Regions from separate parts of the Mus musculus genome. Here region 2 is linked to region 1. A link is a loop called in an ENCODE intact Hi-C map of the cell type or tissue named here. Cell type or tissue: left cerebral cortex. All regions are shown on one strand. Links, peaks and the distances in the headings refer to the core of each region. The heading gives the core; the rest is flanking DNA.

Evidence for each region. Hi-C counts contacts between places; a loop is a spot of excess contacts. Peaks named below come from ENCODE experiments on the same cell type or tissue, not always from the same donor. Only the 100,000 strongest peaks of a DNase experiment are listed, where the experiment ranks them.
Region 2: a loop joins it to region 1, with 2.3 times the contacts of the local background. A loop is called at or near these places in 5 of 42 quality-filtered maps.

Annotation. Positions count from the first base shown.
Region 1 is chr7:49,478,245-49,490,179 of GRCm38, forward strand. All of the region lies in intron 10 of Nav2 (neuron navigator 2), which reads left to right. Among named protein-coding and RNA genes, the nearest start is that of Gm51447, 46 kb to the left of the region's middle. In left cerebral cortex, for the core only: a CTCF peak has its summit at 5,974 (motif pointing right); a DNase peak (open chromatin) is centred at 6,392; H3K27ac peaks cover 1,581 bases.
Region 2 is chr7:49,535,042-49,546,976 of GRCm38, forward strand. Nav2 (neuron navigator 2) reads left to right here. Exons shown (of 39, transcript NM_175272.3): 12 at 853-991; 13 at 10,759-11,050. Among named protein-coding and RNA genes, the nearest start is that of Gm32694, 19 kb to the right of the region's middle. In left cerebral cortex, for the core only: no CTCF peak of the experiment used is centred there; a DNase peak (open chromatin) is centred at 5,374; H3K27ac peaks cover 1,314 bases.

The DNA.
Region 1 (11,935 bases), core at 1,882-9,881:
TTTCCCTCAGCCTGCCCAGCATTGCACCCGACTGCTGTTGGTCCTCTCCACTATTGGCTACTGTTTATCAAAGGAGATGGCTAGTTTGCTTTTGTGCTTGGTCACCTGGCTTCTAAATTACTCCTGGCTTCATCCTTGCACCCCCATGGCTCCAGCTATATAGGAAGAGACATGTCCACTTACAAGTCTGCATCACGTCGGTCCCTTCTAAGGATATACCAGTGCCAATCATCCTGGTAAAGGGGACATTCCGCCCCCCCCCCCCCGAGTGCTGCCAATGCTCTAGCGTGCTCAGCTTATGTGGTACTGGGAATGGAACCCAGATCCTTTGCAAATGCAGTAAGCGTTCTTAACCGCTGAGCTATCTTTGCAGACTCTGTAATATGCGCTTATAAAATTTTAGTATTGTATATGTCAGTGTGGGTATGTGTGAGTACATGCTCACTAACTTCTTCAACCCAAGGCTTCCCTGCTGATACTTCCAAGATGTCTCTTGAGGGACCCCCCCCCCCGCCCCCTCCTCTAAAAAGCCCCCTCTGGTATTTATCTCTGTGTTTACCCTTGTTGAGCCCCATATGCAAGCAGTTGTGAAGTCAAAGACCTGGAGTCCTGTGTCCCCAGCCTGCAGGCTGGCACCTACCCCACAACAGAAGCTGCCTGAAGTTTTTGTTGAAAAGAATGCCATAGCCTTAAACAGGAGCCTCCTTCAGAACAAATACCTACATGTAGCGCTCCTGTAGCCAGGCCTTTCTTCAGCCCTCCCCTCTCCCAGGAACCCCCAGAAATCTGGCCATTTTTAACCTGGTGAGTCAGCCTGCAGAAGTGATGTATCTCAGTTACAAGCCAGTCTCCCTCACTGCCTGTTCTCAGGATACCTTGGCATTTCTCTCAGTTGCAGGCTTGATAAAGGCTAGGTGAAACTGTGTGAACCTCAAGCGCGGTGCCAGACACTCGCTTCCTGGTGTCAGGCAGGCAAAGGCAGTTCCCCTGGCCTGTCTTCTGAAGCCAGAAGAGCAGGAAACACTGGCTGTCTGATCCCACCCTCAAAGGCTCCACTCATCTTCTAGAGAGAACATAGAATCCTCAGAGCCAGCCTACGTGTTTCTGGCAGTAATGTAAAAAGAACTTGTGTTACGTGCGGAGCAGATCGGAGACTTTGGAGCAACAGGTATAGCCATCCCAGAAGCTTAGCCACTACATCTTAGTGTGTTGGATGTGCTTGCAGGGAGAACCTGGTGTGGACAGGAATGTATGTGCTTATAGAAGACAGAGGACAGCTTTTGGGTGTCCTATTTTCTACCTGGTGTGAGACAGGGTCCCTTGGTTGCTGTGCTACCCAGCTAGCTAGCTAGTCCCGGGAGCATCTAGAGCGTTTCCTGTCTCTACCTCCCACTCCCCACAGTGTGGTACTGGGATTCCAGCTGCTCACCTTTGGAAGTCCAGCTTTTATGTGGATCTGTAGGGTCAGAACTCACGTCCTTAGGCTTCACCCACTGAACCATTTCCCCAGCTCAGGAAGGACTCTTCTGACAGTGCAGAGACTGTGATACTCCTGTGGCTACCACATGTTGTCTGCTGCGCTCTGAGGTCATTCCTCAGCCATGACCTCACCAAACATAGAGATCTCCAGCAGGTAGACGGTTCCAGGGCCAGGAGATCTCTCAGTCTAAACCTCTAGTTAACTGATATTTCAGAAGGGACTTGAGGTTCTGAAACAATTTCTACCAAACCCTGACCTGAGGTTGAGGGCACAGCTGGATCAGCTTCACCCTAGGGCCTATTAATATGGATGATATTGCCTCTCGCCACAGAGGAGTCCAGGACCAGTTACTGAAGATTTATGTTTTAAATTATAATGACACTTTTTCTTTCTTTTTTTTTTTTAAGATTTATTTATTTTATTTATGTGAGTACACTATTGCTGTCTTCACACACACCAGAAGAGGGCAGTGGATACCATTACAGGTGGTTGTGAGCCACCATGTGGTTGCTGGGAATTGAACTCAGGTCCTCTGGAAGAGCAGTCAGTGCTCCTAACTGCTGAGCCATCTCTCCAACCCTATCATGCATGACACTTGTCACATCATGACAACTAATTCTTAGGGAAACTGAGGCCCATCTTGCTGATTTCAGGATTTAAGGTGGCATCTCTGATAGGTTCTTCCCAGGGTAGAGTTACCAACATGCTTGTTTTAATTGCATGTATGTAAAAACAGTGACCAGGAGAACCCCCGGGAGCCTTTTTTTTTTAAGTGTTGGATTATATTCTATGATACTAGTCTAGAGGATATGGGATTGTTTTCTTATTCTTTAAATTCGATTTATGTGTAAAGATGTTTTGTCTGTATATGTGTCTGAGCCTAATGCCTGCAGAGACCACAAGAAGGTACTGGGTCCGCTGGGACTCTATGGGTGCTGGAAATTGAACCTGGGTCCTCTGGAAGAGTAGCTAGCGCTCTTAACCACTGAGCCATCCTTCCGGCCTCTGTACACGTGACTTTTGCAGAGCTAAAAAACAAAACAGAACACAGAAGAGCTCACATGAAGATAGGTATCAGTTATCTGTCAATGAAATGGGCTTGTGAGTGGCAAACATGTACCACATTAATATAGAATATTGACATAGATCAGACTTTGAAGGGAGGAAGGAGCTAGGAAACTCAATGATTATTGTACAACTTTCTTACAAACCCTTAAATGCTCTGAAAAATCAAGGTATTTAAAAATAAAGTAAAATTTAGTTTGAACTCTGCTAAGGACAGCCTACAGCCAAGAAGCCATGGCCCTGGAAAGTGTATTTTTCTCCGAATCCCTGGTGATTTAAGTTCATCTATGTTGCGAGACTTCCTGGGTATCAGTGCGTCTCTGTTCAGCATGTTTGATGCCAAGAAAGAGCTCAAAGGGGCTTTGTCTAGAGAGCAGTCTCCTGTGTGCTCGGATGCGTCTCATCTTTCACAGGGTGAACAGAAAGCTTCCTGCTGGTGCTAGAAATATTTGCTGCAATCCACACTAACAGTTGAACCACAATAAAGAGAATTCAGTCAAGACAAAATCCCAGATACAGGGGCGGGGATGGGGGTCGGGGCTGCTTGCCCATTTTTCCAAAGCTGCCGGTGTTTCTTCAGAGGGATGTGCAGTAGTTCCCATTTTAAACAAGAGTTCTCATGGATCACGATGAAGATTTTACACATGCTCATTTATTTAGATAGGAGGTGCTAAGGACACTGGTTGGACTTCTTGGCTCTCTGTCCACCCAAGGATGCATTTCATTAGCATAGTTATAGCATTTCAAAAATTAAAACTCTTGGGCCAGAGAAATGGCTTTGTCCCATAAGCATGAGCTCAGTCCCCAGATTCATGGATGTAAGGAAGAGAGGAGCTGGGGTGATGGCTCAGTAGTTAAGAGCACACGTTCCTCTAGCAGAGGACCCAGGTTCAATTTCCAGCCTCATATGGCAACACACAACCATCTCTAACTTCACTTCCAGGGGTTCCAGTGCTCTCTCCTGGCCCTGAGAGATACCAGGCATACATGTGATGCTCACGTAGTCATGAAGGCAAAGAAGCCACGCACATAATCTGGCCTACACACACACACACACACACACACACACACACACACACACACTAATAGAAGAAGAAGAAACTTCAGATTATTTTCTTTGTATTGTATATGGCATTATACCTGTTCTTGTGTGTGTATATGTGAGTTTTTAACTCTGTTTGTGCTTGTGGATGTGTGCACATGTGTGTAGAGCCAGAAGTTGACACTAGGTATATTCCTTTGCTGGTATCCACCTTTCTTTTCCTTTATTTTAATGAGATTGGGTGTGCCAGTTAGTCAGTCTTATGTCAATTTGACACACAAACTAGAGTTATCTGAAAGGAGGGCATCTTGGTTGAGAAGATACCACAATAAGAACCCAGATGGAAGGTGTTTGCTTAATTAGTGATTAATGGGGAAGGGCCCTGCCCATTGTGGGTGGTGCCATACCTGGGTAGGTGGTCCTGGGCTCTGTAACAAAGCAGGCTGAGCAAGCCAGGGAAGCAGCACCCCTCCATGGCCTCTGCATCAGGTACCGCCTCCAAATTCCTGCCCTGTTTGAATTCCTGTCCTGATTTTCTTCGATGATAAGCAGCAATGTGGAAGGGTAAGCCGAATAAACCCTTTCCTCCCCAACTTATTTTTGGTGGTGGTGTTTTGTCTCAGCAATAGAAACCCTAAGATGTAGGCTATCACGGTGTAGGCCCTGATTGGCCTGGGCCTTTCAATCTAGATCAAGCCAGCCTACAGTTCACGGAGATCCATTTGCCTCCCCTGTGTTTGGATTAAAGGCATCCACCAACACCCATGACCGCTTCCGTTTTTAAGACAGGGTCTCTCACTGGACCTGGAACTTACTGATTCACTTAGGCTGGTGGGCCGATGAGATCCAGGGATCTGCCTTACTCTACCTGCCACCCCCAGTACTGGATTTACAGAGTCCACTCTCCTACTTACTGCTTTTATACAAGTCCTGGGAATCTTAACTCGGGTCCTGATACTTGTTAATAGAAAGTCTGTCATCTATTGAGCCATCTCTTAGATGACCCTCAACACCACCACCTCCAATTGAAATTCTTATAGCACATCTATCTATATAGGATAAGCTAAACTGAAGTCCTCTGGAAATTAGTGTTCCATGGACTTTTATTAAAATATGGAGCAGCTCTTGCCCAGCAGTGGTTGGTTGTGGTTGCATGCTTTTAATCCCAGCACTTGGGAGGCAGAAGCAGGTGGATCTCTGAGTTAGAGGCCAGCCTGATCTACAGAGTGAGTTCCAGGACAGCCAGGGCTACACAGAGAAACCCTGTCTATGTATGTATGAATGAATGAATGAATGAATGAATGAGTGAGTGAATGAGGAGCATCCCACTGCTTTTTACAGAAGATGCACAGACCAGGGTATCACATTTTAGAACTGTGCAGACATCTCCCCTCTTGGATCCATCACTCTGCAAGGAGCGTGGTAAGGATAAAACAGTGAAAAGATGAGTCAGAGTCACCTGGGTGCTGAAATCAGAGGATCAAGGGAATAACAATGCTGCCAGGTACCACTGCTGAATCCCACCCCACCCCACCTCCTGCCCCTACCTTACCACCTCCCCCACCCACCTGCTGTGAGTCTCAAAGTGGGGAAGCCATTGCCCTGCTGAAGGAATAGCACAGCCACTCAGCAAGTCATACTGTACCTTGGAGGCCTGAGAGCCAGTGCCACTGATTGCAAATGTGTAAAAATGGCCTTCTAGATTCAAAGAAATCTGACTTTCAGAGTTTCCGCTTTTAGGTAGTGGCCTCAAAACTACTCTTGGTTGAATTTGTCTTTAAGGCTTTATGTGTAGGGCCAAAGAGATGGCTCAGCATTTAAGAGTACTGGCTGCTCTTCCAGAAGTCCTGAGTTCAATTCCCAGACATCACATAGTGGCTCACAGCCATCTATCTGTAAATGGGGTCAGATATCCTCTTCTGTCATGGAGGTCTACATGCAAATAGAGCACTCGTGTATTTAAAAGATGTTATTTGCAGTGTTACTGAAATATTGCATATGTCATAAAATACCTGTCCCACCCCCACCCCAAAGCCATAAGAATTCAAAGGGTTTGATGTCTCCCACAATGGTGCACAGCCATAACCTAGAACCCAAGAGCTGAAGGCAGGAGGATCTCAAATTTGGGACCAGCCTGGGCTACAAAGTGACACCCCAGTCTAGAAATATACAAGCAACAGAGGCATGCCAAGAAGTAGATATAACAGAGGGACTATGTTTCTTTGTCTGCAGTCCTCTACCTCCCATACCTACTCCCGCTCACCCCTACCCACCCCCCACCTATCCCCTACTGGGCAGAAATCACTGCTTTTGTTGTTGGGTGTTTGAGTCAGCAGGGAAGCTAGCTGAAGCAGTAAGGTCCGACTTGAGCCACCTGGGCAACCGCCAGAGGGTGCTGAGCCTGCTAGCTTGTAAGAAGTTTAATTTGTTGCAAACCCCACATCCCAACGAATACCCTGTGTTTGCCTACAGCGTGCTCTCTTCTGTGCTTAATTCTGTGATACCTGGTTGGGGTCTGGATCCTGCGACCCTGTGATTGCACCTCCACTCCAGCCTGTCTTTCTCTCCCCCACCCTGCTCTCTGTGCTCCTGCGGCCTGCTCAGGCTCCATCTGATTAGCTTGGCAACCTCTTTCAAGTGCTCCCTGGAGGGCCAGGCTCTGTTGACAAGGGCCAGCCAGAGTAGGCTGCAGACCTCCTGGGTTCACTTGTACTGTGGCTGCCCGCCCGCTGGCCTGCCTGCTGCCTGCCTGCCTGCTTCTCTCCATCCAGAGAACTTTTCATCCAAGCCAGGATTGAGATGGATGTGAATTGCAGAAAAGCCAGGGAAGGAGCTCGTGTGCTTTGAGCTGAGAACCTCCCCCAGCGGAACAGTTCACAGTTCTCAAGGTCTGTTTGCTGGGGTTATGTTCCCGGTGCTCAGAGCTGAGGCGGCTTAATATGGCTACAGGTAGCTGGATGGGGAAGCTAGGGATGTAAGTAGAACTCTACATCCTCCTGGAAGGAGAAAGGTTGGAAACCTGGTGAGGTCCTGAGGAGCTAGCAGCCCCCAGGGACAGCAGAAAGCGGCACAGAAAGGTAGGAAATGTGTCCTATATCCCTCAGCCCTAGGAGGGGTTGGGAGGGTTCCAGCAAACGGCTGAGGAGAGGGTGGGTGTGTGCCCAAGGATTGCCTATAAAGGCGCAGAATGAAAGCTGGGAGCTTTCCTACCTGCCCCTGCCCTTGTGTGTGTGTGTGTGTGTGTGTGTGTATGTGTGTGAGTGTGGGTGTGTTGCCCAGTTGGGGTCATTTGTAATTCTAGTCCTGTCACCACAGGGAAACTTGAGCTCTGACCCTGTATTTTCTCCAGAAACTGCTGTTGGTTTTGTTTTCTTTTATGTCAGCCTAGGGGACCCATCAACAGGAAGTGATACATTTTAGTATCTTTGACTGGGATGGCTTTTATTTCCTTGAAAATAAGAATATTCTGTGGGGAGGGTAGTAGAGACACTGAGAGGATGACACTGTTTGCTGAGTGACATGTGTCACGCTCTGTCAGTGTGCCACACTAAAACTCCAGGGCAGATGGGACCTGAAAGAAAAAAAAAATGAGTGTCGCCATTTTAATATCAGCACAGAAAAATTGGCCTCGTTTTTTTTTGTGATCTCATTTTTGCATTTCATATGCATCATCTTAAATCAGACACAGCAGCTGCCCCACCCGCCTTTGGTAAAGACCCGGCGCCTTCAAAGGGATTAGGCAGCTCTGCTAGGCTGGCATTCAGCTTGTCCCTCTGTGACCCAGAGGGAGGTTTAGCCATCTAACTTCTAAGAGGCCCTAAGCTAAAAGGATCTTTTTACAGGTTTGTCCAGAAACTCAATTTACATCCTAATAAACTCAGAGAATCAATGTCACGCTGGGCTGTAACCCTGCAGCGTGCCTTGAAGAGCACGTGTTGTTTAGCTGCTAAAATGTGGTGGTCTGGGGCTATCAGCCCCCCTCCTGCTCCCTCCCAGCTTTATGCAACACCATAACTGTTGATGTACGTGCTGGTGTATTTATGTTGATATTGGCAAGGGATCTCACCTATGCCCATTTGCCTATGTTCACTTCTAAACTAAAGCTGTGTCCAAAAACTTGCAGACAGGCTGATAAAGTCTTTGAAGAAAAGTAATCGCCAGGCCCGATGTGCTTTTCCGCCTCCCGTTCCTGCTTTCATTTCTTGCAGCAGAGAGCTATTTCCTTTTCACTGCATGCGCGTGCTGCTCTAAGTGCACTAGAGTGAGTCCTTCCTTACCTGTGGTTCCTTCCCCACCCCCACCTACCCCTACCCCCAGCCCCCAGCCCCACCTCCAGCTCCATCCACAACAGTGACGTCTTTCCAAGTGAAAGACCCCCCCAGCTGAGGCAGGCTAGGTAGAACTGTGAACTTGGAAGGTACAAGGACATGTCACATCCAGCCAGTTTCACTGGGCTCTGTGGTATTACCTCACTGCACTTAGGAAGGGAAAGGATCTCTTTACCCAGTCTTCGATTCTGTCTAGTGTTTGTTCCAATGGACGCTGTGGGGTTCCTTAGCTAGTGTGAGTCTGAGGCCAGCCTGATCTACAGAGTATGTTTCAGTACAGCCATGGCTACACAGAGACACCCTGTCTCAAAGAAACAAAACAAAACAAAACAAAACAAAACAAAACAAAACAAAACAACAACAACAAAACCAAAGGGGAAAAAGGAGGGAAGGAAGGGAGGGAGGGAGGGAGGGAGGGAGGGAGGGAGGGAGGGAGGGAGGGAGGGGAAGGAAGGAAGGAAGGAAGATAGGAAGGAAGGAAGGAAGGAAGGAAGGAAGGAAGGAAGGAAGGAAGGAAGGAAGGAAGGAAGAAGGTGTCTTGTGGCTGGCACATGGCCTTTGCAATGGGGATACGAGGTCCACCCTGCAGGTTTGCTCATTCCCTAGAAGTCAAGGTGATTCAGCCAGCATGAGAACTGGTGTTAGGGAAAAGTCTGTAGCAAAATATATTGGTGAGAAAAAAAAATGCTCATCAAAAAAGCATTTGGTGTATGAGGAGCAGAAGAGAAGGCCCAGAGGTGTGTATACTGCTCTCCCAAGGGACCAGAGTTTGGTTCCCGTGAAACCTACATCAGGACGTTCACAGCATCCTTGATGCTAGCTCAAGAGGGTCTTCTGTCACCTGCACACATGGGCACATATCCACACACAGTCATACATGTATAGACATCGTTAAAAACATAAATGAATAGGGGGCTAGAGAGGTGGTTCTGGCTGCTCTTCCAGAGGATCTTCATTTGATTCCCAGAAGCCTCATGGTGGCTCACGAACATCTGTAACTCCAGTCCCGAGGGACTCAGCACCATCTTGTGTTCTTCCTGGACATCAGACATGCGTGTGATGCGCATATAGATAGATAGATAGATAGATAGATAGATAGATAGATAGATAGATAGATAGATAGATAGACAGATAGATAGATAGATATATCACAAAACACCCATGCACATAAAATGAATAAAAAACTTAAAACTATAAATATGTCTTGTTAAAAATAGGGTATGGGATGATGGCAGCATGGAAAATCCAGTGTGCTCTTTGAAACTGAAGTGGGGCCTGGTACTTGGCCGCTCTCAGCCACATCTGCATCCCTGCCCTTTGTCTCGGTTCCCTCCCATGCAGTTGACTCTCCTCCCTTTTCACTGGTGTTCCAACCACAACAAACCCCTTCCTTCCCTTGGCTTACCTCTTCCATTTCCCCTTCCTGCTTCTGTGCTATGGTTTCATGTGCCTGGATGGACTTTGTTTTCATTAGCAACCCCCCAGTGTCACCTGTAGGACCAGCTTCTCCAGCACTCTGACACCTGCAGCTGCTGTACCCTACCTCAGCCTCTTAAACCTTCATGTTACACCCCTCAGTTTGGAGAGTAGAACTATTTGCCTAATTCCCAATAATTGTGAGTTTCAGCAGCAGAACCTGGGTTTGTCATCTCTCTAGCCCTAGGCTGGCACAGAGCCTAGTGCTTGTATTGTGTCCAGGAGATCATATAACCATTGTCCTAGGATTTGGACACTTGGGAACAGCATCTATATTAATTATGAGATGGCCCTGTTCTTGAAGTCTTGGGGAGCTTTGGAAGGGTTCAGAAGCAAAGACCCTTGACTACTGTCACTGCAGAACTCGGGTAGGCAATGTGGGAATTGTTCAGTAGCCTTTGGTGTAGGCAGGAACCCATGTGGCAGATACAAAGGTACCACAGCTCCTCATTGGATAACAGTGATAATTGTTTGTGTCCCCAAGGAGAAGGCAGGTGTGGTGCTGGGGCCCTGGGACTCAGCCCTGGATCAGCTGTCTCCTTAGCTCGTAACCTTGAGCAAGTCACTTCATGTCCCCACCCCATTTGAGCCTCAGCTAGAGCTGCAAAAGATGAGATGACCTTCCCCGCTGTCTCCCTAAGCCCTCAGAGCATGAGTTCGTTGACAACTCTGAGCCTTGCCCAGGGTTTCGGATGGATATACCAGGGACTGCTTCTTCAGAGAGCCAGGCGCTCACGTGGGGTTGGCTTTGCAGAGGCAGAAACTAGAAATGCATGCAGAGGAACAGCAATGGCCCTGTGGATAAAGGCACTTGCTGCATAAAGGAGGGAAGGGGCTCCATAGAGTAGTCCTCTGACCTCTGCACAGCATGTGCATATCACACACACACACACACGTCATATTCATACATACACACTAATAAAATAATAAAACCTTAAAATTCTTTTTTTTCATGTCATGCATGTGGTGTTTGTGTGGGTGGGTGTGAATGTAGGTCACAGACTATAGGCTGTCTGTCCCAGCATCCCACCCCTCCCTCAGCAGGGGTGAGGGGTGGAGGGCTGCCATCTCCTTGCCCAGGTGCAGGTCATTGCCCAACCGTATGTATTGTTTCACCAGCAATAAAAATCCAGCAGGGAATGAGCACTGCTAAAATTAGTTTGTTTGTCCTTTGACAAGATCTCCCCAGTTGGGAAAAAAAATTGTGTTTATCTAACTGGCAGGGTGACTTTGCTGAGATCAAGATTAACAGCCCTGGTTAATGGGACATGAAGTTGTACTTTGAAGAGCTCCCCTGCTCTCTCAGCAAGAACACTTTCTAAATGTTCAGCCTTCAACAGATGCTGTGCCTTGGGTGGAGGTGTTTGCCCCTCTGTCGCTACTTGGATACAAGTCAGCCACTCTGCTATTCCCTGGCTTGCTACATGTGGTACACAGACAGACAGATGGACGGATCCTAGGTACAGTGACAGGCAGACATTCATCTTAAGGTGTCCATTTTACTACCGTTTAAGCTGGCAGGAAGAAAGTCTATGATCAACATGGTCTCAGTTTGTGTCTGCTAAGCCCTCTGTGGTTGTTAGTCTGCGCTTCATTCCTTTATGTGTTCACTAAGCCAGGCAAAGAAATAGTTAACATATGTGTAGAAGTAGGATGAGCTAGGAATATGGATTTGAACAAAATAATAGACCCCGCGTTCAAGAAGCTCATCGCCTTCTGAGAAAAAGGCATTAAAAGGCGGTTATGCAAATGGTTGTTTAACAACGGCTGTGATCGTTTCTTATTTTAATTGTCATTAATATATAATTCAAGTACCATGCTTTTTTCCCCTTTAATCATACTGCTGGGTGAAAAGTTCAGTCTGTTGTGTCTTGTTGGCACAACCACAAACACTTGGTTTGATTGGCTAGATGGATAGATTTATGTATGTAGTGTATATATGTGTGTGTGTGTGTAGTGTATATGAGTAGTGTATACCAGTGTGTGTATGTTTAGTGTATCAATATGTAGCATATGTGTATGTGCATGCTCACATGTGTGTATATATGTGTGTATATGTAGTATATGTATGTACTGTGTGTATATGTAGTTGTAGGTATGTAGTATGTGTGTGCATGTGTATGTGTGGGGATGTAGGGTCTGTGTGTGTAGGTGCGTGTGTGAGTGTGTCTGTGTATGTGTGGCGTGTGTATATGTGTGTGTAGGGTCTCTGTGTGTAGACGTGTATGTGAGTGCGTATGTGTGTAGTATATATGTGTATATAGTGTGTGCATGTAGTGTATATGAGTAGTGTCTGTATTAGTGTGTGTATGTGTAGTTGTCAATATATAGCATATGTGTGCATATGGATGCACACACGTGTATATATAGTATATATATGTAGTATATGTATATAGTGTGTATAGTGTATATGTATATGGTGTGTAGTGTATATGTATGTACTATGTATATATGTAGTATATATGTAGGTGTGTGTGTATTTGTGTAGGTATGTAGGGTCTATGTGTGTAGATCTGTATGTGAGTGGTGAGTGTGTATGTGTGT
Region 2 (11,935 bases), core at 1,299-9,298, 56 kb after region 1:
AGCAGATACCACTGGGGGAGGGCAGGAGCGCCAGCTAGAGACATTAAGGAAAGGAGTGGCCAGGCCCAGGGGACGTTATAGGTTACTCAGGCTGCCATGGGAGGGTGGCTGAGTGGAAATCACAGAGTAGGGAAGGATGAGCTGGCCCGTGTGTAGTGACCCAGGCAGAGCACCATAAACTGTGGGGTGTGACAGGCTACACTGCCCATGGACGGGACATTTTGCAAAGAGCAGTGGTAAGACCAGATGCTGGGTTGAATGTGGTGGGGTTGGGAGGTAGCAGACAGTGACAGGAACCCAAGGATGGAAGATCCTTGCCAGGTTGGAAGCAGGAAGGGGTTGAGTTCTGCTTGTCTGAAGCTTGGGAAGGGAAGTCGTGCTTTGGGTAGACTTACAAAGGCAGACATAGTGCTAGGATGGGCTGATCTCTGGAGACACTCTCCTGCTTAGGTGTTTGTCCAGGGCGCTCACACAGCAGCTCTCCTGCTCCACTCCCACTCCTCCCACAAAGAGACTGCATTGAATTTTGCCCATCATTCAGATCCTGCCCTGCCAGTCTGGCCTTGCCCCCATCCCTGGGGGAGGAGTGATTACCTTGAGCAGGGAAGAGGGAAGGGACTAGACCAAGGACGGTCTGTAGCCTCTGCTCATGAATCCACCCACTCCGGAGAAATGGGACCAGCCCCTTCACTCAGGTGGCCCCCGTAGCTGAGGCCCATCCGAGTGGGAGCCCTCTGGAAGACATTCGGTCACAAGCCGGGCCTTTCCCTAGTCCAGTTTATCTGCCTGAGTTGTCAGGCTGCGTTAGGATGTGGAGAGGCTCCGTGGCTCAGGATGTTTTTGTCTTGGCAGCTGGGATGACAGCAGCTCCGTCAGCAGCGGCATCAGCGACACCATAGACAACCTCAGCACGGATGACATCAACACCAGCTCCTCCATCAGCTCCTACGCCAACACGCCTGCCTCCTCCCGGAGAAACCTGGATGTTCAGGTAAGGGACGAGAGAGGCCTTCCCAGGCTCCTCCAGCCTCCCCGCTAGCCAGCTCAAGCTTGGCCTTGCTGATCAGAGAATTCCCATGCTGATGAGGAGAGGTCCAGCCCCTAACATCCAGTCTCTGTCCCCTCACTGCAGGGAAAGAAGGCTAGGGAGTGGGCAGTACAGATGGGCAAAGGAACTTATACTCTCACTGGTTTGGTGTGAAGAGACCATTTTTTCTCCTTGGACCTCGGTTTCAGCTTGTTTCTAAGTGAACAAGCAGGGGTCAGAAATCTATGTGTGGGTGGGCATCCGTACTGTCATTGCTGCAGAGGCAGACCCAGGCGGATCCCTAGGGCTCACAGCCAGACCAGTGTAGCCTAGAGAGCAAGCACCAGGGCTATGAGCGTCCCTGTCTCAAACAAAACAAAATGGCAAGCAGCACTTGAGAAATGATACTCAAGGGTGTCTTGTAGCCTACACATGTGTGCTCACGCTTGTTCACACACACCTGTGCCCTTAGCATGTGTGCTCAAGTATCTACACATACACACATACCTTTTTAAAATTGAAGCTAATAAGCACAGGGCAGTTGGTTCCCCTAATGTGGTTCCAGCAACATGTATCTCCTTTCTGTCCCATGAGCCATTGCTGTCTGTGAGCTCAGGTCTGTCTCTAGGGAGTGTAGCCAAGGTTTAAGATTGAGAACTGCCAGCTGAGGCAGCTGTGGCAGCTGTGACAGCTGTGGCTCCCATCCCTTGCTACTGTGTGATACTCTTGTTAGAAATAGCTTTCTGTCTTTGTTTTTTAGTCAGGCTCTCCTGCTCTTTTATCCTAATGCTACATTCTGAATGCTGGAGTGACCTGTGTGACTCACACCTTGCTTTATGCAGTACTGGGGATCTAACCTAGGACTTTCCCTCATGCTAGGAGACCTTTCTACCCACGGAGCCACATCCCTTCTTCTTTTTGTTTTTTTGAGGAGGTGGGGGGATTAGGGTTTTGGTTTGGTTTTGATTTTTGTTTAGTTTTTGGTGTTTTGTTTTGTTTTGTGGATTCATCGATAAGAGTTTAATCACCAATCTGCCTCTGCGAGACATATTACCCTTGGTGAGTATGTAGCCAGATTTTACATGCAGTCAGTCACTAACTTCATTTGGTCTAAATAAAGTATAAAGGTCAGTGGTTTATGTTTTTGCTTTAAAACAAAGATTTAGAAGTAAAGTGGTCAGCTGGGTATGGTGGCCCAAACATTTAATTCCAGGACTCAGAAGGCAGAGGTAGGCTGATCTCTCTGAATTCGAAGCCAGACTGGTCTACAGAGTGAGTCCCAGGACACCAGGGCTACACAGAGAAACCCTGCCTCAAAAACAAAACAAAACAAACAAAAACAATATAACAAAAAAGAAAAGAAAAAGCTGGCTATGGTGACATAGGTGTGTCATCTCAGCAAGCAAGAAGCTGAGGCAGGAAGATTGATTGCCATGAGTCCGAGGGCCAGAGTGGCTCAAGTAGAAAACAAAATACTCCAAAACTTTAGATCATTTGAGTCAAAACCCCTAGAAACTTGCCAGTGAAAACTAAGCTCGTCCTTGGTGGTGGAGGCTCAGCTCTTTAATCCCAAAGAGACACTGTCTCAGAAAAAAAGGAAGGGAGGGAGGGAGGGAGGGAGGGAGGGAGGGAGGGAGGAAGGAAGGAAGGAAGGAAGGAAGGAAGGAAGGAAGGAAGGAACCCAGCAAACAGGTTGCAAGAGCATCTTTTGCTAAACAGAGATAATACTCAATGTGCAGTGGCCAGTACCCCTAGGCTTCTACGCATGTCCAGGAATCCAGTTTTCCCCCTCACCACCCCCACCCCCACCCACCCCGCCCTCGAAGAAGCTTGCAGGTATTCTAGCACTGCAGGACGTGTGTCTCTGCCCTCTTAATACAGCTCTCCCAGAAACCCTGAAACCAGCAGCCAGACTTCTGTTTAGTTTTTGAGAAAGTTTTAATGGGATCCAGGGTGGCCTAGAATCCTCTTGTTTCACCCTTAGAAGTATTGATCTCTCATGTATGCACGGCCACATCTAGCTTTAATATTTTAAGAATTGTATTCTGCAGCCGGGCAGTGGTGGCACACACCTTTAATCCCAGCACTAAGGAGGCAGGGGCAGGTGGATTTCTGAGTTCGAGACCAACCTGGTCTATAGAGTAAGTTCCAGGACAGCCAGGGCTACACAGAGAAACTCTGTCTTGAAAAACCAAAAAAAAAAAAAAAAAAAAAAAAAGAAAAGAAAAGAAAGAAAGAAAAGAAAAGAAAAGAATTGTATTTTGTACATGAAAACATATACCTAGCTCCCCGGGGGTGGGGTAGGGGTGGGGGTGGAGGGTCAGACGCTATTTCTTTGCAGGAGCAAGTTCCTTTGTACAGGTGACTCATGAATGGTGTGTAACAGTGGCCACCAGCCGGCTGTATTACTCCAGGATTTTACATTTCAGATACAGCTCAGTTCATATGGACTCACTGTATTCCTGGGAGCCTGGACTTGACTCTGTAAGCCCATTTTATTGCAGGCCAAGTATGGTGTCCTCGTGGCTTGCTGCCAGCACAAGGTCAACTGTGGCAGTTCCGGCATGGGTGAACCATTTGGTCCCTCCCTCCCGTGGGGCCTGATGTTTTAGGTGAACTGCTGAGATGGCCTGGGATTACTACCACCTAACTACCAGGCCTGCCCTTTCTCTTCTCTCCCATTCTCCCCACAGCCTCTTCTTCCTCCATTGGTTTTTACTCTGTACAGATAGGGGCCATGTTGGAAGCCTCTGTTTCAAAAGAGTCTCTTCTTTGAGGATAGGGCTAAAGAAAAGCTGTGTTGGCAGTGTGGGGGTTAATTCTGTCCTACAGAAATGTAGCTGCAGACTACCCGGGCACATGTTTTAGGCATTGCTTTTGGGATTACCTGTTACATCTTGCACTCTTATTTTAGCCAAAAATTGCAGTGTGTGTGTGTGTGTGTGTGTGTGTGTGTGTGTGTGTTGTTGTTGTTGTTGTTGTTGTTACCCAGACAATAAACAGTGGTCACTTAAGATTTCGGGGGAAGCACTTTGTGTCCTGGTCCTGGTGGTAGTTGTGTATGCTGATTTTCTGGATTTTTTTCAAGCTGTGCATGTAATATTCAGTACCTTATAAGAATAGGACACTTATGAGGTTGAGAGATGGCTCATTGGCTAAGAACACGTGTGACTCTTAGAGAGGATCCAAGTTCAGGTCCTAGCACCCATGTTGTGTGGCTCATACTGCCTTTAAGTCTTAATTGCAGGGGACTCCGCACCCTATCCTAGGCTCTGTAGTCATAGGCACACACACACTAAAAAGAAAACTTTTTTAAAAAACAATATGACATCTACAGAGTGACTGCTTTCCTGACCCATACAAAACCCTGCGTTGGATTCCCAGCAGCAGCACATTGATAGTGTGCGGTGACCTGCGTTTGTAATCTCAGCACTTGGGAGATGGAGGCAGGAAGATCAGTAGCATCCGCCTTGTTACATAATGAGTTTCAGGCCAGCTGGGGCGCTAGGATATATGAAACCTTACCTCAGAATTACACATGCACACTCTTTGAGTGCACATAGCACCTAAATAAATAATTGTATTTTCAAAACAAACTCGAAGCCATACTCGCTGAGAACGATCACTGATTGGTGTTTAGACACAAGTTAGGAACCCTTAGCCAGCCTAGGTCCCTGCTACCTATTGCATACTAAACGTCTGAAGGGAAGCAGGGGGACCTGGGACACCAGTCAGAAAACCCTCCTATCTGCTTCCTTTTCACAGGCTGGTGTTTGTCCGCAGATCTTACTGATGCCAAATATCTGAGCTTGGTGCAGGCAAAGACCTTCCCTTTTGAGCAGCACTTTTCTCTCTCCTCACAGATGTCACAGGGCGAAGTGTGAAGGCTACTACCCAGATATCTTAGACAAGATTAGAAGTAATTTTGTGGGACACGAAGGGTTCACTATTCAGTGGGCCTATTACTGGTTCTCTTACAGATCCACCCAAGTTTAAAACATGAAAATACGAGCTGAAGTGGGTCTGGGTAGCAGAAATGCTGGCTACAGCAGAAGGTACCTAGATGCCTATTGTCAGGATGCTTCCAAATGGACTTTCGTGACATTCTCTTTGTTCCTGTCCAGGGAGCATCTCAAAATATTAGATTCCACATTCCGGCAGCCTTGCGCCTCCTCCCCCACAGGCTGGCAGGGATGCTAAGGGCCATTACCCCTCTTTGAGTGGATGGAGCTCGGAAGATGCGCCCGCACCCTCCCACTCCTTGGTGCGTGCATCAGGGGTCTTGTCACACAATGCTTTACCCTGGGCGAGTGAGTGGGCTACACTCAGGCGGGACACACAAGACAAGAGAGGGCTTGGCGTTCCCCCAGGAAACACTGTCTGCCTGGCCCCACATCTGAGGAGAAGGGGACTTTCTTTTTCTGGAAAGCACAAGGAGCAACCTGGTGTGCTGATGGAAAGAGAAGGCAGAGGAGGTGTGGATCACTGGGGGAGTAAACCTTCCTTTAGGGGACTCTGTCTCCTCTGAGACGCTGAGAGACATTGAAGATGCCCCACAAGGTTTTCATGGCCTGTTTATGTGTATCCTGATCCCCTGCACTCATGGCTCAGTGTTAGAGACAAAAGTCCTCTGAATGAGACCTGAGCCCCTCCGCATGACTTCTAGGAGAGCTGGTGAGTCCAACAGTGGCATCAGAGAGGAGGGTGACATTGAAGTCAAGTGTTCTGGGGTTGAGTTTTTCACTATGTGACATCCTGGGATGATGGTCCAGTCAGATCCTTAGAGCCTTTGTCATCTCATCCACAAAATAATAGCCTCTAGACCCGCATGGGAGGTATGTCAGCCGCGGGTCAATTCTGGGCACGATTTTCCCAGAGCCCCAGGTGCTGAGCTGCTCAGAGGTCTTATTCTCTGCACCTTAACTGCCCCTTTCTCTGTCTCCCTCTTGCACCTGTAATGGTAGCACAAAGGGTAGCACGCTGTTGTGTGTTTTGCTTGTAGTTCCAGAGCTGCCTGCCTTCCGTTCTGCAGCATCTTGGTCTCCAGGCACTGTGTTGGTGCACAGAGTTTGAACAAGCACACATATGCCTGCTGTGCATTCATCTATATGTTCGGGCCATGGCCACTCAGTCTTCCACGCTTTGTGGGAGACACTAATCCAGGTGCTAGGGGTGGTGAGCTGCCTATGTCAACATCATCTTTCATTTTAGTGCCTAAAGTTTTTGTTGTTGTTTTGCTTTGTTTTTAAACAAAATTCAGAGTGGGTTTAAAAAAAACTATACAACTGTCAGTTTATTTATTTATCTCTAAAGGCAACAAAGTTATGGCTAACGTAGCCGGGATTGCTGTCTTGTGTGTCCCAGGCTATCACGATGGCAGGCTCAATTTAGCTGGAGACAGGCAGGCTGCTATATTCCAACCTCCCTCGGAGCCACTGCTCCTGACTCCGGGCCCATTACTTCTCCTTAAACCTGTGCTTTCATAGAAGCTGTGCCCAGTAGGAATAACAGTGCAACCTCAGGGGATGAGCTGAAAGTGTTTGAGAGTCATTAATGTCTAGGGACACAAGTTACAGGTGACGTTGCTGTAATTCTTTACATTTGTATGGGCTCCAACTTAAAGCCCCTGCAGCATCTAGGCCCGCAAAGGGATTCAGTGTCTAGAGACTTGAGCAGCTAAAACCTTGTTCAACTTCTGCAAGACAGAGATGGGGTAAATGCTGAAGACACAGCAGGGTGCCGGGATGCTCAGAGCTGGGGAGTTTGGCAAGAGAGCCGCTGTTTATGGAATTCCTCCATACTTAGCTCTTAAGTTCACCACTGGCTCTCTATTCAATGGTCTATTCAATTCCAACCTGCTTGACAGCCAGTGTAACAGTTTTGGAGATGGGAGGGAACGCAAGATCTTACACAGCAATGCATGACAGCAGCCAATGCTGGAATTCAAGCCCACTGGGCTACAAAGCCAGTGTCCTTATTCTTTTGGATCAGACTTCCCTTTCCGGGAACAGGGCCCTCTACTCCAAGGTCCATTCTGGCTTGTTTGCCCCACCTCTGCCCCCCCCCCCCCCCCCGACTTGCCTGTTTATGACCAAGGAGACTTCCAAAAGAACTGGTAAGAAAAGCTCCAGTGGGAGTTAGGACCACCAGTGTGCTGACCTGCTGGCCTTCCTGTTGCAAGCTCTGGGAACAGAAAAACAGATTCCATCCATTTTAACTTCCAAGAGATACCACCAGTGGTCACACATGGCTCAGGGAGGATTTGCTAAGGACGTGTGAGTGCTAGCCTGTCAAGATGTCCCAGGCAGATACCCAGCTGCAGAAGACTGTTGGAAGAGCTCTCACCCTGCACCAAGTTATCGGGTGTGATAGATAGTTGGAGGAATGTTCCATCAGAGAAGAAAAGGCCAAGCCATGGTCCCAATCTGGGGACATGTGTACTCTCTGTTATTGATAAAGATGGGAGTCTGTTCTAGGAGGCCTGGTGCCAGGGCCAGGCTAAGCCTACTCTATGCCTGGGTTTAAAACAGCCAGAACGTCTGTAGGAGAATCTGCTAGGTGTAGGTATCTTTAGTAGGTAACCCGAGACATGTAGAAGGTTATCTCTTTGAGCTTATAGTCAAAATTTACACAGTACTACAGTGGTTAAATTATTAGCTTAGCAACTAGACTAGTAAAATACCCATAATGCCTTCCTCACTATATGAGTTTGGGTAAGTTTCTCTTCTACTAAGGCCTCAGTATTCTGTTACTTCCTTGTGAGTTTTTGCTGAGGAATAAATTGAATTATATTCTCTTTCTCCCTGTCTCTGTCCCTGTCTCCCCATCTGTCCCTGTCTCTCATCTCAATCCCCAGGGTCTCGTGTAGCCCAGGCTGACCTCAAACTCCCTAGTCAATGATGACCTAGAACTTCTGATCCATCTGTCTCTGTGTCCAGAATCCTGAGATTCCAGACACTTGCCACTGTGTTGGATTTCTGTAGCATTAGTGATGGGGAATGCAGGCATCATGCATGCTAGGCAAGCACACAGTAGGCTGAGCAATATTCCCAGCCTGATGTATATATTTTCTAAATATATATACATATATATGTGTGTGTGTATGTATATGTATATATATATATTGTGTGTATATACACACATATACATACATACATACATACATACATACATACATTTATTGTAACCAGACATGGTGATGGTACACATTTTTATTTCTCCCACTTGGGGATGCAGAGGTAGGTAGATCTCTATGAGGCTGAGGCCAGCCCATTCTTCATGGAGTGGCCAACCAGGGCTACATAATGAGACCCTGCCTCAAAACAAAAGAAAACAAAAAATAGAAAGAGAGAAAAGAAAAGAAAAACAGAAAAGTGTTATTTTATTCTCTGTGTGTATGCTCATCCCATGGCAGGTGTCAGAGCACAGCTTGTGAGCCATTGTCTTCCACCGTAATGTGGGTTGCAGGAGTTGAACCTAAGCCATTAGTACCTTTCCCTTGTCCAACAATCTCACAGGCCCCTGGTGCACATATTTTTTTTTAAGTTTTTTATTTTAAAGATTTATTTTATTTATATGAGTACACTGTAGCTGTCATCAGACACATCAGAAGAGGGCATCGGATCCCATTACAGATGGTTGTGAGCTACCATGTGGTTGCTGGGAATTGAACTCAGGAACTTTGGAAGAGCAGTCAGTGCTCTTACCCACTGAGCCATCTCTCCAGCCCTCTGGTGCACATATTTAACAAAACAAAACAAAGCAAGGTAACTTGTACCTGGAGCACTGGAGCACACAGTGAGCTGTAGGTTTCAGCGCCACTGTTATTAACTGCATTACAGTGTAACGTGGAAAAGAGGTCTATGGGCATGGAAAAACAACGCAGTGGTCCAGTCTGTAAGAGGTGCTACAGCCCCAGTGCATCTTAGAACATATTTATATGTGTTGGGACATGTTCCCATGTAAGGTCCATGAGACAGAGGCTTTGAAATGTCTTTGAAGTATTCACAGAACAGACAGCTCCCCTGGTTCATGGTGGCACCTGAGAAATATTAGTCAGATGGATGCTTCCAAAGTCTCTTCTTTCTGCCTAAGGCCTTTTCACATGCAGTTTCTGCTCACTGACATGGTCCTCTCTAGATGCTCCTCATACTAAATTTGCCTCATTCTTTAGGGTCCTTCTAGAAGTTTCTGTCTGGCCACCACTTCCCACATCACCCTTGCAATCTAAACTAGGTCAATGTCTGTATATCTCTCTCCAAGGCCACGTTCCCTTCCCTTATGGTGTCTGTCACATCTCACAGCTGTGCATTTTATTATGCCTTTGCATCCCATGGTTGCTTCTCTCAATGACTGCCAGTTCCACAAAGCATGGAGACTAATCTTCCAGGTTCTGAGACCCTATGTGATGCCTGGCAAACCATGGACATTGAGTTCATTTTGATTCAGTGAGGCCAGAAGGAACTAGAAGAAGAAAACCAGGCTGAGGTCAGCTTTCAAATTAAGAAGACAGTAGCATTGTGTGTCTCCTGACTGGCTTTGACCAGCCAGTGCCTGTGTCATAGCCTGCAGTGTGTATGTAGTAGCTATGCATTGCTTGGTTCCCAAACCTTAGTGCATATGTGCTCTGCACACAGATATGGGACCTTCCCTCTGGCCCTCACATGGCTGAGTTTTTTAGTTGTTCCTTCCTCATGTCCCATCTCTGGTCCTTTGTACATAGCTGCAGCTCGATGTGTGTTTTAGGGAGGACCAAGCAAGTGCAAGCACCACCAGGAGGCTGTAATGGATGGAGGTTGAATAGGGGCTTCCTGTCTACACTGGGCTCTCCTCCACTCAGCCCTCTATAGGAAGGAGTTTGTCCTGTTGGGTAGCATGGCCTCAGGCCAGGCCTTGCCCAGTTCACGTGCATTTCTCGCCTTGCCTGCCTGGCCCCTTCTAGGCAGCTCATCTAGGGGGCTCGTGTCCAACCCAAAAGCACTGCTGACTTACTTCCCCTTTCTTGTTCATACACAGCTTCTCCCTTTCAGTCCCCTCCCCCAGCCTCAAGGCCCCCAGGCCCCAGAGCATTCCTCTCCCTTTGTGTCCTTCGGCCCTGCAGTTCATTAACTGCACACTCCTATCTCTTCCTGGGCTTCGTGGCCAGCAGGTCAGGCTCTTCCAAAGAGTGTTGTCTAATTATCTTACTTGTCTGAGAACGCAGGCTGGCATCACGGGGAGCAAAAGCTCAGAGACGAAGCTGGGCGGGAGTGAGCCCAGTTGCTGTTGCCAGTTGAATGTTTCCCAGATCTGAGGAGTTTGCAGGCTTGCTTGCTCCCTTGCTTGGGTGTGTTAGACTGTCTGCAGAGCTAGATGCAAAGTTCTCCCTGCCAGTGGAACGACAGGAAGATTGGGAACAAAGGGAAGGGGACAGGCTGGTGCTGGTGGGGATTTAATCAGGGCTAGAGGTGGCTGTCTGCAAGTGGCAGAGTCAATGGCCCCTTTCTTATCACCTCTCCCTCTACTCTGCTTGCTTTCCTCCTGGGGCCCTTGGCCTCCTCTTCCCCCCAGACCTTTTGCTCTCTTTTTCTCCTCCATTAGTCTTTCCTTACAGGGGAAAAAAAAAAGTAGAGGTTGCTGTGACTTTCTCACAAAGTAAGCAGATGTCCGAGGTGTCGAAAGTCCTTAAGTAGTCCCCGTATTGTCTCGGCGTGCATGGGTGAGCTCTAATTCAGCATGTGTCCTGTCCACAGACTGACGCTGAGAAGCACTCACAGGTGGAGAGGAATTCCCTATGGTCTGGTGACGACATCAAGAAATCAGATGGAGGCTCAGACAGTGGTGTGAAGATGGAGCCGGGCTCCAAGTGGAGGCGGAATCCTTCAGACATGTCTGATGAGTCGGACAAAAGTGTGTCTGGCAAGAAGAATCCAGTCCTCTCACAGACAGGCTCATGGCGGAGAGGCATGACGGCAGAGGTGGGCATCACCATGCCAAGGACCAAGCCATCGGCTCCGACGGGCACACTGAAGACTCCAGGGACTGGTGAGTGAGAGGCCAAATCATGGTGACTTTAGTGGTGGCTTTACATTACATGTAACTTCTTCAGGTTGCTGTTTTGCCCACAATCGTTTTTGTGGTGTGTATGCATAGCTGTATGCATGTGTGTGTGTGTGTGTATGTGTGCACATGTGTGTGGTGTATGTACACAAGTGTGAGTATGCCAGTACATACTGTGTGGACATGCGTGAGGACACCAGAGGATAATCTCAGATATTGTTCTACAACACCATCACCCCCTCCCACTATTCATTTTTTGTTTTGGCTACCATCTATCTATCTTTCCGAATATCTATCATCTACCTGTCTATCATCTATATCTGTCTAATCTTACCAGTCTGTCTATCTATCTATATATCTATCATCTATCTGTCTGTCTGTCCTATCTACCCATCTACCCATCTCTTCTCTTCTCTTCTCTTCTCTTCTCTTCTCTTCTCTTCTCTTCTCTTCTCTTCTCTTCTCTTCTCTTCTCTTCTCTTCTCTCTTTCTTTTAGACCGAGTCCCATATTGTAACCCTGGCTGTCCTGGAACTCACTCTGTAGATGAGGCTGGCCTCGAACTTACAAAGACCCTTTTACCTCTCCCTCCCAAATACTAGGATTAAAGGCGTGCAACACTACATCCAGTTCTGTTTGTTTGTTTGTTTGTTTGTTTAATATGAGTACACTGTAGCTGTCTTCAGACACACCAGAAGAGGGCATCAGATCCCATTACAGATGGTTCTGAGCCACCATGTTGTTGTTGGGAATTTAACTCAGGACCTCTGGAAGAGCAGTCAGTACTCTTAACCGCTGAGCCATCTCTCCAGCCCTCCCTCTCTCTCTCTCTCCCTCTCTCCCTCTCTCCCTCTCTCCCTCTCTCCCTCTC